2 separate regions of the Homo sapiens genome follow, and region 1 is linked to region 2. Evidence: read pairs that join two places in POLR2A ChIA-PET (ENCODE). Cell type or tissue: MCF 10A. All regions are shown on one strand. Each heading gives the region's core, and the rest is flanking DNA. Links, peaks and the distances in the headings are about the cores only.

Evidence for each region. ChIA-PET counts read pairs that join two places held together with the same protein. Peaks named below come from ENCODE experiments on the same cell type or tissue, not always from the same donor. Only the 100,000 strongest peaks of a DNase experiment are listed, where the experiment ranks them.
Region 1: POLR2A ChIA-PET joins it to region 2 with 5 read pairs; 2 of 35 experiments call an interaction of 5 or more read pairs at or near these places.

What each region holds. Positions count from the first base shown.
Region 1 is chr6:2,121,512-2,129,203 of GRCh38, reverse strand. It overlaps GMDS (GDP-mannose 4,6-dehydratase), which reads left to right. Exons shown (of 11, transcript NM_001500.4): 2 at 4,473-4,517. Among named protein-coding and RNA genes, the nearest start is that of GMDS, 120 kb to the left of the region's middle. In MCF 10A, for the core only: no CTCF peak of the experiment used is centred there; DNase peaks (open chromatin) are centred at 4,553 and 4,773.
Region 2 is chr6:1,720,379-1,728,070 of GRCh38, reverse strand. It overlaps GMDS (GDP-mannose 4,6-dehydratase), which reads left to right. Exons shown (of 11, transcript NM_001500.4): 9 at 1,559-1,655. Among named protein-coding and RNA genes, the nearest start is that of FOXC1, 110 kb to the right of the region's middle. In MCF 10A, for the core only: no CTCF peak of the experiment used is centred there; a DNase peak (open chromatin) is centred at 3,220.

The sequences.
Region 1 (7,692 bases), core at 1,833-6,832, 400 kb before region 2:
ACTTTCTGTGTTTCTTTCAGCTTTTCATAGTTGTGGAATTTTAGGTAGTTGTCATACTGTAGTCAAAACATGATTCTGTGAATTTCTGGAATTGGTCTTTAATTTTTACATAACTCTGTCTGGAACATTTCTGAGTACTTCATGAAAAGTGAGGGTCCATCCCCTCGGAAGAACAGGATAGGCGTCAGGAACACTGAAACCTGGCCCCATGGGACCCTGGTGCCCTGCCCTTTGGCCCCAAAGCTGGACCTACAACCACCAGCAATCTAAATCCACCTCCAAACAACACTGAACAACTGCATGGGCAGTGCCAGTCCCCCAAAAACCCAGACCGGGAAAATCTCAGGTGCTGTATCCTTTCTCCCTCCTCTGAGCTCTGGAGTGTTCTAAAATTACATGACTTCTCTGCATTTGGGTCACTTGATTAGAACTGGAAGCACTGTTTCATCCATAAAATACCCTGTAATGGAAAATGACTACATCAACTTGGTTTGAAAATGTATCTTTTATGGTCTCTTATTATTTTGTTGGGTTTTGACATGTTTTGGTGCCAGGTAGAGGAGTGGGAGGAAGGAGATTATTTTCTACTTCAAAACAGTGGGTGGCTAGGATTCTAGTCCTGGCTTTGTCTGTAACTAGTGTGATATTAGAAAAGTTGGCTAACCCCCCTGTGCCTCAGTTACCCGAGATGCCAAATATCTGCCCACCTTCCTAGCTTAGTTCTTGCGAGAGTAGGATGGGTGGCTCACACCTATAATCCCAGCACTTTGAGAGGCTGAGGCAGGTGGATCACCTGAGGTCAGGGGTTTGAGAACAGCCTGGCCAACATGGTGAAACCTGTCTCTACTAAAAATACAAAAAATTAGCTGGGTGTGGTGGTGGGCACCTGTAATCTGAGTTACTCAGGAGGCTCAGGCAGGAGAATCACTGGAACCTGTGAGATGGAGGTTGCAGTGAGCCGAGATTGCACTATCGCACTCCAGCCTGGGCAACAAGAGTGAAATTCTGTCTCAAAAAAAAAAAAAAAGGAAAATATTTCTGTGTCTTGAAAATGTTAAAGCCATGGTGATTGCTCAAAATAGTATGGCATTTAATATAAAATAGATACCCTTAATAGCCCACGTGTAAAATTAAACTTAAAAGGGTCATATTGGGACATTATCTTTACAACTAAAGAGTTTTCTGTAACAAGGATTGAACCTAGGCAGGACTTTATACCAGAATAATTGTGTTCATACTGAATGAGTTACAGATTTAGTCTGTTTGTTCCTTGTTTCAGAGGAGTCAAGCGTCAGAACTTAATGGTGGTTGTAGGTTCTCATTTGCTGTGACATTTCAGTCATTAGTCTGATTGGAGCATTCTTTATCAGCTCTGTGCTTCAAGAGGAGGCGGAAACCACCATCCTGTTGGCTTGGCGGACGTCTGCCTGCTCAGATACCACGTCTCTCCTGGAGTCCCCCAGGGGCCTGGGGAAAGGACGAGGGGGCGGCCAGCTGGGCCCCCTGGGCTGGGGACCAGGAGCCCTCGCTCGGCTCGTTTCCCACTCATTGTGCGGCCCAGGCCCTATCACTCGAGAGGCCTGGCAAGGAAGTGAGGAGGAAGCCGGTGCCACTACTGGTTCAGAATGTTCCAGTGTGGTTGGAAAGTCTGAGAAGCAGCCTGGGTGAGAAGAACAAGACCTTATTGACAGGGTTCAGTCCTGGTCAGGTCTGTTTCACATCAGCTCTCTAAATAATCACAGCTCTTGCCACCTCAGGGATCTCTAGCACGTTTACCTCTGGCTTTTTTTTTTTTAAACATTTAATGTAGCTATGGTAGAACACAAAGCATTCAAACTTTTTATTCCAAGAGAATGATTAGAAGTATAGTGTTGCCTGCTTCAAAACAATAATAGCAAAACAAAGTCCAAACTTCATACTTTACAGGGCTTTCCAACCTACTGCCAAATTATTAGTCTTATTGCAAATATTTTTCTATTAAGCTGTTTTCTCATTGATTGATTTATAGGGATATTGATTATCCTATAATAACATTTTCAGTGGTTGTGTAGCCCGACTTGGCTTGTCATGGTCTGAATTGGTCAGTGTCATTATCTAACTTAGATAATGGTCAGTGTCATTATCTGACATATATTTTAGATATGTAAAAACGGTAAGAATTGTAAGAATGGGATTAAAAAAGAATATGCCAAACATTTTCTCTTCTGCACATGAATCTATAAACTAGAATATTTACCTCAAGAAGTCAGAAGAAAATCTGCTGGAGATTTTAGCCCTGGCATGGTGGCTAACGCCTGAATCTCAGCCTTTGGGAGGCCCAGGCAGGCAGATCACGTGAGGTCTAGAGTTCCAGATCAGCCTGGCCAACATGGTGAAAACCCGTCTCTACTAAAAATATGAATATTAGCTAGGGGTGGTGGCACGCACCTGTAATCCCAGCTATTTGGGAGGCTGAGGCACGAGAATCGCTTGAACCCGGAGGCAGAGGTTGCAGTGAGCCACGATAACAGCACTGCACTCCGGCCTGGGTGAAAGAGCGAGACTCCATCTTAAAAAAGAAGAAGAAGAAGAAAATCTGCTCTAGGTTTTAATGAACCACAGAATGTGTCCCTTGTATGCTTTGCCTTGTCATTCTGCCTGAATTTATGCATGACTTCTGCATTAATGTAGTAAACACACACTTGGCAGTCCTTTCATTTTCAGGACCCATAGGGTGTTTCCAATTCCAGCTTTTGGTCAAGTAATAAGAAAAAGGTTTTTTGTTTTTTTTTCCCCCTGGAATATCTGGTAGGAGCTTTTGAAGCTCTAAGGGATATTTAAAGCCTGTTCAAATTGAAGAAACCGAAGAAAACCCAAACGTCCCCAACCACTTCTGAGGACACGAATTTCCAGTGGTTGGAGCTTCCCATTTTTATCTTTTCGTCTGAATGAGATGGATGGGGACCCTCTAGTTGGGCAGAAAGCAGAGGAGCAGTTATGGGATCGACTGCAAAATGTCTAACCAATTTATTTTCTGAGAGAGGCTGGTGACTTTTTATAGCACCTACAGAATGGTGATTTTTGAACTTTTGACCTATTAAATAGTTTAATTATATGTCTCTCATACTTTCCCTCTAAAAGTGGCACATGAAATATTTTAGGTCAAATGAAGACCCCTACCCAGAAATTTTAAAAATAATTATTAAGAACCAGTTGAGAATCTCTGTATTTTGTCAGACACCTTCATTTTAAGGCAGGAATTAGCTATATGATTTAAGATTAATACAAAGGAAATACGATTTTATAAAAAAAGAGAATATCTTCTTTTTTTAAAAGTTCATTTGTATGTGTGCATAATAATACAAATCTGATCCCCATCCCTGCTCCCTGCCACCTTAAAACCTTTTCAAGCCTTCAGTGATTTTCCAGAACCTTTAGGGTTAGCAGCCAGCTGTGGCCATTGCCTGGAAAGGCCAGCCCTCCAAAGGTACTCACCTTCCTCCACATCCCCCTGGCCTTCTTTATTCTACCATGGAGTCTTTTCCTCTCCACACTAGCCCTTCTATATCCCCAACCCACCTAGTTCCCATCTTATCCCCTTCCCCAGTGATTTTTTTTTTCTTTCCCTCTGGAGACAATGTCTCCCTCTGCCACCCAGGCTGGAGTGCAGTTTTGCAATCATGGCTTACTCCAGCCTCGAACTCCCAGGTTCAAGTGATCCTCCCACCTCAGCTTCCCAAGTAGCTGGTACCATAGGCACGAGCCACCAAGACTGGCTAATTTTTAAAGATGTTTTGGGCTGGGCATGGTGGCTCACACCTGTAATACAACAGTTTGGGAGGCCACGGTGGGAAGATCACTTGTGTCCAGGAGTTTGACACCAGCCTGGGCAACATAGTGAGACCCCATCTCCACCAATTTTTTGTTTTGTTTTGTTTTGTTTTGTTTTAACAGTGCTAAGGTCTCACTGTGTTGCTCAGGCTATTCTCCAACTCTTGGATGCAAGTAATCCTCCTGCCTTGACCTCCCAAAGTACCAGGATTATAGGTGTGAGCAACTGTGCCTGACCCCCAGTGATCTTGTTTAATGACCCCCCAGAATTACTAAGATTTCTGCTTTATGTTGCTATGACACCAAGGCATTCTGCCCCCATATTCTGCATGTTTCACACAACTGGTAAGTGGCAAAACCTAAACCCAAATCCATCTGATTCTGGAACTTCATGCTGTCTGTTGATGCATATCACTTTCCTGGATTTCATTTTCATCCTCTGTCTTCTGTGGAGCTCAAATGAATACTGTTTGTGAAAATGCTTTGTGTATAGTGGAACACCATGTGGTATTTATTGACATTATTGGTGTTATTTTTATTTTAGGTTGCCATTGTCCTTAAGTTAGGTAGCCTTTTAAATGCTTTTCTCAAAACTCTTCATCTAGACCACCTTTCTATACCACTATGAGACTGACGTTTTGCAATTTTTTCTTTCTCCCCAGGATGGTTCCTACCTGGCTGAGTTCCTGCTGGAGAAAGGCTATGAGGTGGGTGACTCAATGGGAAGCGGGCGCAGGCTGGTGGGGTTGCTCGCATGCAGCGGCCACATGCTTCCTCTGCTGCCGTCCTCCTGAGTGTGTTTTCCACTGAAACGCAGATAACAAATCAGAATCCGGGGAAGAATGTGTCTTTGGGCTTGTGAGCCTGCCAACCCATTGTGCTGTTTATCTGCTGGTGAGCACTGGTGGCTCCCCTGCACTCACAGTGTTCAGCTGTGGTGCACACTTCCCACATTCTCCGATAACGCAGCAGCCTGTGCAAGCGAAGCTGTAACATGATTCGGGTTAATTTATGATGTAATGTGTTTCATAAGAAAGTCCTACTCACCATGAAGTCACTTAATTCAGAAATTACAGAGAACAATAAAAACCAAGCTGATTGTTGGCAAACTTGAATGAAAAATTTATACCTGGAGGTTTTCCTTTCTAATAGGCAACCATATATTTTATGGAGCTGAAACTTTTAGGTTTGCTGCTTTTGTCGTTGTCTTCACCATTTCTCCTTTCCTTAAAAGAAACAATAGTTTTATATATTAATTTTGATGTGCTAAGTATGTACAACTTAATTTTTTAAAGAACGTTTTTCAGATATATACATGTATATAAATTCATGCTATACAGAAAAAAAAAAAAACCTTTACAGTGGCCCGTATGCTCTGATCTGTTTTATGAATGTTTACATTAATACTTTAGGATTATCTGTTTATTCTAATTGTTGGTACGTTGTTTTAAAAATGTGTAATTGGGGCAAATGGAAACACAACAGGAAAGAATTTGGCATCTAAATGCCAACATTATTTGAAGAAAAAAAGTTAATTTTCTTTTAACTCATAATCTGAGAGCCTTGACTTTTAGACTTGAAGAAGTAACAGTAGATATGTTTAGCACCTTCTGTACCCTTATCCAAGAGCTAATGCTACATTTTGTAATTATATGAAAATAAATGGAATTATGAAAGTACATATGTATACGTATGTCCATATGCATAAGCTGCTGTAATAATCGAGAAAGAAATGCATATTCTACGGAGCAGAGAGTTTTAGAGTAGGTTATGTATAGTACAAAGTGTTGGTTTTAGAGAAAGACCTATATTTATTCAGGCTAGATTAACCTAACGCCTTAATATCTGTTAAAAGGAATAGCTTGGCAGAGAGATGCCCATACTGTGTTTCAGATATTTGGGATGAGCTGAGAGATGTTTGGTGGCTAGAGAGGAATTAGTGATGTTGTTGTGTATCGAGTGAACCTAGAAAATGAGCTAGCTGAGCAGAAATCGCTGCACTTGTGAAGAGTGAGGTGGCGTGTCAGGCATGTCAGAAGTGATGCTCAAAACCACGCAAGTGTTGCGATCCACTCTTAGGGGGACAAGGTGGGCTGAGACTGGAGGTGAGGGTGGTGTTAACAGGCAGCATCTGTGTCTAGTCCAGAGGAGGAGGGAGCACGGCTATGCGCTGCAGTGATGGTGGACCCAGTGACAGTGACAGGGCGAGTTTGGATGTGTAGATGGCAACCATTCTCAAGCACCTGGTACTGTTAGTGTTACTGGAAAAGGCAGAGAAGCAGATCTCCATTTAGGTGTCCCTTGTTAAGGAACTAGCAGACTTCAGAAGACAAGAAGGATGAGAGATTTGCAAATCGATGCAACAAGAACCTAGGACTGCCAGATAAGCTGCAGATGTTTTTGTGGTATTTGAAATTGTAAGAGCAGATTTTATTATGACACAAAAAGACAATAGAAGGCCCACTTGGCAAATCATAGTTAATGGGAGGAATTTATCATTGAAACAATGTTTGAGAGAGAAAACAGGTTTAGGAGAGAGATCCGTGAACTGATAGAAGGAAACATGGTTGACACTATAGCGGGAAAGTACACAGCCACAAAGCATAATCAGAAATTAGTTCTCTTCCTAGTCCAGGGGAAATGTGAGCTCTCTGCATATTGTGGGACTGTAAGTGTGTTTATCCTTACTGTATTCAACTTTAATAGGCTGCTGTCCTCAATTTTAAGAGATTCGTATAATTCGAGAATAAACCATTAGGAGGAATCTGATGGTGGCACAGGCCTTATGTTTTTATGCTTAGGTCAAAGTAAATGTTAGAGTAATTTTTCAAATTGGCTGCATTGGAAAATTTCCCAAATTATCAGCTGCAGTCCCTGATTATTGAAGGCCATGAGTAAAAGAATAGGATTAGTAGATTGCATGAAGTAGGATGAGAGAGGGACGTATTTTATTACGTGTGAACTCGGGGTGGGGGGCAGTGGTGGTGGTCAACATCAGCAATTTTGGATGCTTACAGACTTCAGACTCTCAGCCTTTAGTGTGCATCAGAATCACTCAGGCCCTGTTAAGACACAGAAGGCTGGTTCAGGGATCTGGGAATTGTTCTTTCTAACACGACCCCAGTCAGTGTGACATTGCTTGCCTGGGTACTACAGATAGAGAAACCACCACAACTAAAGGTTTAGATGAGATCAGGTGATTGATTGAATCATATGATGAAGTTGAACACGGTACCCTAAGACATTTTAAATCCGTGAGGCCTTGCTTCTCTGGGTTGCCATATTATTTTGAATCTAGCCTTTGTATGAGGTATACTACTAAGGTCAGGAACAGCTGGAAACAACCTACTTAGGGATAGCAGAGGACAAACCAGGAACAGATAAACACTGTGAAGAAGAGCTTGATGCTGAGGCTGAGTTGTTCTTTCTAGAAAAGAAAGGCACACTGGTTGGTTAGCAGTGGTAAGGCCAGCTGTGCATTTTGAAACTGGGAAGCATGGGCAGTGTGGAGAGGCCACAGTCACCTGGAGGGGAGCATGCAGGAGAGCAGGGCCAGGTTGGTGGGGTAGTGATGGTGGGTGGTGTAGGCAAAAACAAACCCTGTGTATGGAATTCATGTAGCACAGTTAGACGCACTCCTTTACTTTTTCTCCCATCAGAAAAGCAAAATGAAAGTATAAATAACTTAGCTAGCCTTAAAGCAAAAATAGGCATTTGCAGATGACTTGAAAAGCAATAGCGTGTACTAACAGATTGATTAGTTGTGGTTAATCACTTTGTGTCACCTCACGCACATTTAGACTCCTGAAGCCGTGGGGCCTTGCCATCAAATGTGGCCACTGAAATCCACACATCTGATCATGCTCTGAATGAACCGTTTGA
Region 2 (7,692 bases), core at 1,297-6,296:
GAATTTTCCAAAAACTTAGCTCTGATCCTACCTACCAATTCCCTTGCTTTGAAATTCTTAGACCTATATGACCTGCCAAATTGATCTAATCAACATTAAGGAAGAAATGAAAACAAATTACCAAACATCCCTTTTTGTGTTAATTAATTAATATAAAAGTCATGGGGAAATGACCAGTTGTACAGCTGTATATTATTCAACATACTGCGCTATATAATTCTCTGTGTCACAGGACAGTTTTCATACTTGCCTTGAGTCCATTGGTAAATTCAGCACACTAACAAACTGATTATTCCTCCAACGGTGAAATATTTCCCCTTTGCTACCAAGAAGTGATTTGACAGAACATTCAGGTGATTCATCAGAAATAAGGCTTATGAGGTCAGTTTATGTCTTTAATTCTCAACCTATTCCAAAATATAACTGGGATCAACATTTAATGTTCATTTTCAGTGGTGCCTGTGGCTTACATAGGCAGGTAACTAATTTTGTCTTCCCCATGATGACTCTGACCCCGAGAGCACACAGAATTGTCCTGTGTCCATAGGATTCATCTCCAGCTCATAATGCAAACCAGTTCTAAGGATAAACAGTAAAGTCAAACATGTCATACTTGTTAATTTCTTCTCTTTCTTTGCAAAAAAGTTCATATGTAAAAATAAATAACCCAAATTCTGTAATATTATAGACATCCAGACGTTACCATTAAGTGAGTGGCTTGATTTATAAAAAATGAGAACATAAAATGGATAAGTAGAATTTTAGCGAGAAGGTAATCTCGAAGCATATGAGCTCATCCTGCATAGTGTGGACTTGAGGACTCGCTCCTGGGATCCTTACTGCTGTCAACCTTGGATGTTCAGGGAAGGAAACTTGTGTGCAAACAGTATCCTAGCTAGGTCAGAGGAGGTTATAGGAAAGTAATATTGATATACCCTCACTCAGCAGGAAACAAACAATTAGTTCTGTACTTTTTGGAGGTTTAATCATCTGAGACTTACTAAGGGGGCCCACCATTGACGGGAGAGCAGGAGAACTTGTATGTGATCCAGGGATGCATTGAATGGTTAATTAGGTTACAAAACTTATTCCCAAATGGAATGTGTTGAATTAACTCTGAATATCCCTAAAACTACAAAAGAAAGAAAAAAAAAGGGAAGACAGAAGACATTAATTTATATTAATTAATTTATAATAATTTATTAATTAATAATAATGAATTGACCAAGAATGGTCTAGAGAAATACAAAATCTTTGAAATCCCTGAAAGTTGCCCAATTTTATTTTCTGGCTAATCTGTTCATTTCTAAAGTCTCACTTCTGAATTCGTCATGATTTTCTTGAAAAGGAAAAAAACGCTGCCCTTGCAAAACAGATCTAGAAAGGCTTTGAAAGTCGCCGTTGCTTTAATAATCAGCTGGAGCATCAGCCTGTGCTGCTGTGGTTAATGAGCTTAAGCGCTCCTGCGGGGAGAGGGCTGGGGCATCCCAAGGTGCTACAGCATGGCCAAATGTTCCCAAGCAATTAGGAGCTGATTCAGTGTTTATCTTCCTTACAGGTGGGAAGGAAAGAATGAAAATGAAGTGGGCAGATGTAAAGAGACCGGCAAAGTTCACGTGACTGTGGATCTCAAGTACTACCGGCCAACTGAAGTGGTAAGGACTCTCTGGCCACCCAGTGCGTGGCCACATTTGGCTGGCTGGCTGGGCAAATGCGCTCATGGAATGCCTGGTGCCAGCCTTTGGAGCTGTCAGTTCAGCTCCCTGGCATCCTTCAGCGTGCATTTCCAAAATCAGAACACAGTGAATTCAATTTGAGATTATCATTCTTACCACAAACTTCATTGCTCTATAAAGGAAAACAAGAGTTAAACCCACCAAAAGAAATCATTGATTTCAGAAATGGAATCTCACATCACACGCAGATCTCCTCATGTTGGTCTCCTATTCTAATGGCTGGTCCCTGATAACCTACAGGATGCCTGACTTAACAACGCTGTCCCAGACCTGCAGGACATCTAGGTCCTCTCCAGCTATGTCTATGTCTGTGTCTGTGTACTCATACACAAGTGCATACTTGCACACTATACCATAAATGGTCTCCCCTGCTTTTTATAAGACTCAGGTCAGGGACCACCCTGTCCATGTAGCCTTTTCTGGCCGATACATCAGTACTGCTGAAATTCCTTCCCACTCCTTTCTTTGTATCCACATTATATGCTATACATAATTCTATTATAGTACCTACTATAACCCACCATAATCATTTGTTTACATGTCTTTCTCTCTTTACCAAATTGTGAACTCTTTGAGAATAGGGACTTTTAAAAAATATCTTAAGGCCAGGCACAGTGGCTCATGCCTATAATCCCAGCCCTTTGGGAGGCAGAGGCATGCAGATCACCTGAGCTCAGGAGTTCAAGACCAGCCTGACCAACATGTGAAACCCCATCTCTACTAAAAATACAAAATTAGCCGGGTGTGGTAGCGCATGCCTGTAATCCCCACTACTCGGGAGGCTGAGGCAGGAGAATCGCTTGAACCCAGGAGGCGGAGGTTGCAGTGAGCCGAGATCGCGCGCCATTGCACTCCAGCCTAGGCAACAAGAGTGAAACTCCGTCTCAAAAAAAAAAAAATCTTACACTAGACTATAACAAGGTAGGTACTTAATAAATACTGACTGATTGCTAGATGGATGGGCGAATTTCTAAATACAGAACTTCCTGTGTTACAAAATGGTTGTTAGAACATAACATCCTCCTTTCCTAAACTTATAAAGCTGCCTAGCTTGCTGTTATTGCTTTAATGAGGTCCATCCTCACTATGGAAGCAAAGCTCAACATATGAAATATACCTAAAGATAATAGAAAGCATCATCTCTAGAGAGAAACGTTCATATGTGTTACCTAGTGAACATTAACTGTGAAAATTGAATTTTTTGAAACCATTTTCCCTGTGTTCTGAACCAAATTCCTATCTGTTGTTCAACCTTGGAGAGGTTAGGAAAACCCCAGTGAAGAGAGACTGAAAGTGAATCGGTCATCATTTACCACTCTTTAAAATGTCTTGTTTCAGACAGAAGGAAAAAACTGTATTTCATGCACTCTACCACACAGGAGGAAATAAAAAGGAAAGGAAGTAACCAGTGCTTGGGAGAGGTAGGGCTGTGGAGTCGTGCATTGTCCGGGCACAGGGCGTGGCCGGGGCTCTGACACAGTGAACCATTGTTCCCGGTGCTAATGGAGAGTGGGTGTGCCTAGGAGAGGATGTGTACTGGCCCTCAGGGAGGAAGATGCCAGCCACGCTGTGCTGACATAGCAGGGACTGCCGACTGGAGCCCTGAGCTGTGCTGCCATTTGACTCTCTGGCCTGATGAGGTGCGACAGAGATGTCAATTTTCTGGAACATTGCACAGATCACATATTTATGCAAATGCTTTTCTGTATCTACAATCAAAAATGGTCATCTCAGAGAAGGAAATTTACTAAGCCAACAGAAACCTCAATTTTTACAACTTAAATGTGGCTCTTTCCCTCTCTGACACCAAAATAGTTTCAAAAGCTAGGAAGTCATTAAGAATGGCTTGTCTGTCATTCCTACTTAGACAAGGTGTGGGATTGATAAGGACACAGAACAAAAGAATTCACTGAACAGGAAAAGGACCCTCAGACTAACAAGACTGTTCTTGAATCCGCATCGACCCCCTTTCCTGCCGTGACCGACGCCGCATCCCTCCCGTTTCTTTTGTTCATTCAAGTGCTATCATCATACCTGTTCTGCAGCTCTGTTGACACTAGCATTCTTTGAGTATAAGAGTGGTGTCTGATTTCATATGCTTGCTTTATTTTTCCACCGATTTGGCTCTCTCCTGAGCTTCCCTTTACTGTCCAATTTTGAATCTTGAACTACGTTTTATCTTTCTAAGCCTCTAGGCTGCATTAATTTCATTCACTCCACTTCAACCTAATATTCCACTGGGTAAGCTTTTCCTGTATGGTGAGACTAAACTTTTAACCTCATTCCTCAGAACAACAAGTTTTCCTAAAACTTGGATCAACTTGACAGCCTCCTGTTGAATTGCCTCAGGGGTGAGAATATTCTTCCAGTTGAAAGGTAACCAGAACTGGAGACTATATTGTAAATAAGCTTTTAGTTAGGTGTGAGGTCCCAAGAGCCAATGGTCTAGAGCCATTTGGTATGAGTCCTGAAAAGCACCAAGCTTCTTTGAGGTTTGTCTACATTCAACTTAGGATACATGTGGAATTCTCTCACATCTAAACTGAATCTTTCCTTCTCAGGGACTCAGTCCATCCTGCACATGCCAAAGGCTTCTTATTCTTCTTATAGTCTGTAAAAGTGCTTTCACCGATCAGCTTAGGTCATCTGTCCCCCAAGATCTTCTGCACAGAGGGACACTCAAACCAATAACTATGTCTTCTTAGAATCATTTCGGAATGACTGATAGGAAAAAAAAATTGCCATAAAGAGGCCGAGGCGGGTGGATCACAAGATCAGGAGATCGAGACCATCCTGGCTAACACAGTGAAACCCCGTCTCTACTAAAAAAGATACAAAAAATTAGCCGGGTATGGTGGCAGGTGCCTGTAGTCCCAGCTACTCAGGAGGCTGAGGCAGGAGAATGGCGTGAACCCGGGAGGCGGAGCTTTCAGTGAGCCAAGGTCGTGCCACTGCACTCCAGCCTGGGCCACAGAGCGAGACTCCGTCTAAAAAAAAAAAAAAAATGCCATAAAGAAAATTTGAAAAAAAAAAAATAGGACACATCAGGTCTCAGAACACTGATATCCTACAGCAAGACTAAAGGGAAATAGAGCTTTATATTATGTTTTGAATAAGACTCAGAATGGTCTCAAAAATGGCCCTTTGCTCAGCAAAGGCAGGTACTAGCTTGAAAGAGGCCACCAGTGGTTCCATAGAGGGCGTAGTTCCACCTGTGCTGGTAATTTCTTTTTCCTCATTGATTTAGTGCCTCAAAACCTTCAATATCGCTTCTGTACCAGTGTGAAGTTTTCAAAGTGTTTGTTCTGGACTAAGGACTCCAGCATCCAATTAAAGCTCAATTGAGCAACATTTTTTGGTACTCTGCCTACAGGGGTTTGTTACCACAGAGAGCCTGATCCTGGAAATTAGACTTTAAATTTTCCATCACTCCTGAATTCTGGTATTTGTTGATGATAACATTAGTACTTGAGTTCTGTGCCACTTAAGACCCCTGTCTTGTGTATAATTTTCTGTACATGCATACACTGATGCACAGATTTATTGCATTGTGTGTTCATTCTTAGAGAGAAAGTGGTAATTATGCTCAAATGTGGGCCTGTTGGCCAAACTGCCTGAGTTTGAAACCTATTGATTACTAGCTGTGCGACCATAGGCAAGTTCCTTAACTTCTCAGTGCCTCTGTTCCCTCATTTTTAAAAATAAGATTAATAATAGGACTTCTTTCAAAGAATTACTGGAGAATTAACAGAGTCAGTTATGCAAAGTACTTATTAGTACAGTGTCTGGCACAGAGTAAATATCTAATATTGATGTTGTTCTTAACCATTCATTCATGCACTAAGTATTTATCAAACACTGTGCTAGACCCTAGGAGTACAATGATGAACAAAACAGATACAGTCCCCACCCTTGTGGAGATTGCAAATGTAGAAATGATAGCAGTTTGGCCGGGCGCGGTGGCTCACACCTGTAATCCCAGCATTTTGGGAGGCCGAGGCGGGCAGATCACAAGGTCAGGAGATTGAGACCTTCCTGGCTAAGATGGAGAAACCCCATCTCTACTAAAAATACTACTACTACTACTACTAATAATAATAATTAGCCAGGGAGGGTGGCGGGCACCTGTAGTCACAGCTACTGGGGAGGCTGAGGCAGGAGAATGGTGGGAACCCGGGAGGTGGAGCTTGCAGTGAGCCAAGATCACACCACTGCACTCCAGCCTGGGCGTCAAAGCAAGATTCCATCTCAAAAAAAAAAAAAAAAAAAAAAGACGTGATAGCAGTTCCTGGAGTCCAGGATCTTTGGAGAAGCAGAACGACATTGTTAGTGACTTGTGCAGACTAACCAGCCAAAAATGGATAATGAAACATACTTGAAGCTTCTAGTGAGTATTACTAAGCACGTTTTAAGATGCTCATTTTTTTATTGGTTTTCAGCCTTTCTGATCCTGTTTCTGAAAGTTCAGGGGCTACTCAGTAAGTAGTACAGAAATATTGTGTAAATATGAGAAAACTACTATTGACCTATTAATATATATAAAATAACCACAAATATGTCGTCTTCTTATGTGAGAATTTTTAACTTAAAAATTCACAAAGGAAGGATTAATGAAGTAGTCATCCTAACGTGCCAAATTTGTAACCACATCAAATGGTCAATCCACTAAAAAAGCAAAACAAAAGAAAAAAAAAGCAAAGAGATTTTTTTCAGTCAAACAAACAAAAAGTCCCTTTTTTTTCTGCAGAGCATCTTGGGAAATGGGATAAAGGGACACATTCACAGACCCAAATCAAGTATTTTTCATGAAAAGTATCTTGGCTTAAACTCTACTAGCTGATGTTTACTCCTTTTTTTCCTTGCTACACTGTTTGTCTTTAACATTCATTTTTCTTTTTCTTCCCATTGTATTTTTAATCTCCTCAGTTGTGATTGGTTTTTGTTTTATTTACTTAGATATCTGATATTTATTCCTAATCTTTATAGATATCAGGGAAAAATCATAGGTTAAAACCTAGAACTAAGAAAGCAATAACTTCAAAGAAGTCCAACAAGCTAGTTAAAACAACACCTTCCTCCCGTAAAAACATGTGGCCTGTTTCTGATCAAATTACCATATGCTTGTCGAGTTGTCCTCCCCACCCCCCGCAAACTTTTCCTAATATTTTTCTGTAAATGATGTTAAGTTAAATGGCCTATAATTGCTTGCTCTATCTCATAGCCCTGTTTAGAATAATGATATGTAACACTTTCCAGACCTCAGGAACCTGATCTGTCATCAGAGGACTTATATAAATGCCAGTCAGAGCTTCCCTCAGCTCTGTCTCTGCGTTTGGGGGTGAAAAGCCCTCAACACACTCACCAGCCTGGCCTTTTGTCCTGAAACTGTCCCCCTTTTCTCCCATAGCTGTTCTCACCACCTTCTCACACTTCCCCTCCCAAAGCAGGAAATTAGATCCCCCCACTCTATCCCTTCATCTGTACCAGCTCTGTTAGAAGCCAGTCCATCCCTCCCGCTCCTGCTCCTTCTGACCTCTAAGGCTCTAATCCTCCCCTCCACCCCTGCTCTTCTTTGTTCCTTTCTCTGACCAGCGGGAGCCAGGGTCAGAGGATGTGGAGAGAGCAGATTAAGGATGAGTGCCTTTCTTCCTGCACTCTTGGGCCTATAGAAAGAGAGGCGAGACTACTCGTTCTGTAAGGTCCCTTCCCATTTTAATATCCTGGCATCCTGTGCTCCCATAACTTTTGGACCACAGTAGTGTGGAATGCTGATCAGAATGCTTCCTCTTTTGTAATTATTCTCTGAACTTCTTACTGCTTGTATTTTATAAATAGTTTATATCTCTAAATCACTGTTTATATATTTTAAGCCTCCCTCTTAGGCTCCTCATACTAATCTTTATATCCTTCCTTAATCACATTGGCCTTTCCTGCCCTTTTCCTTCCTTGGACTTAA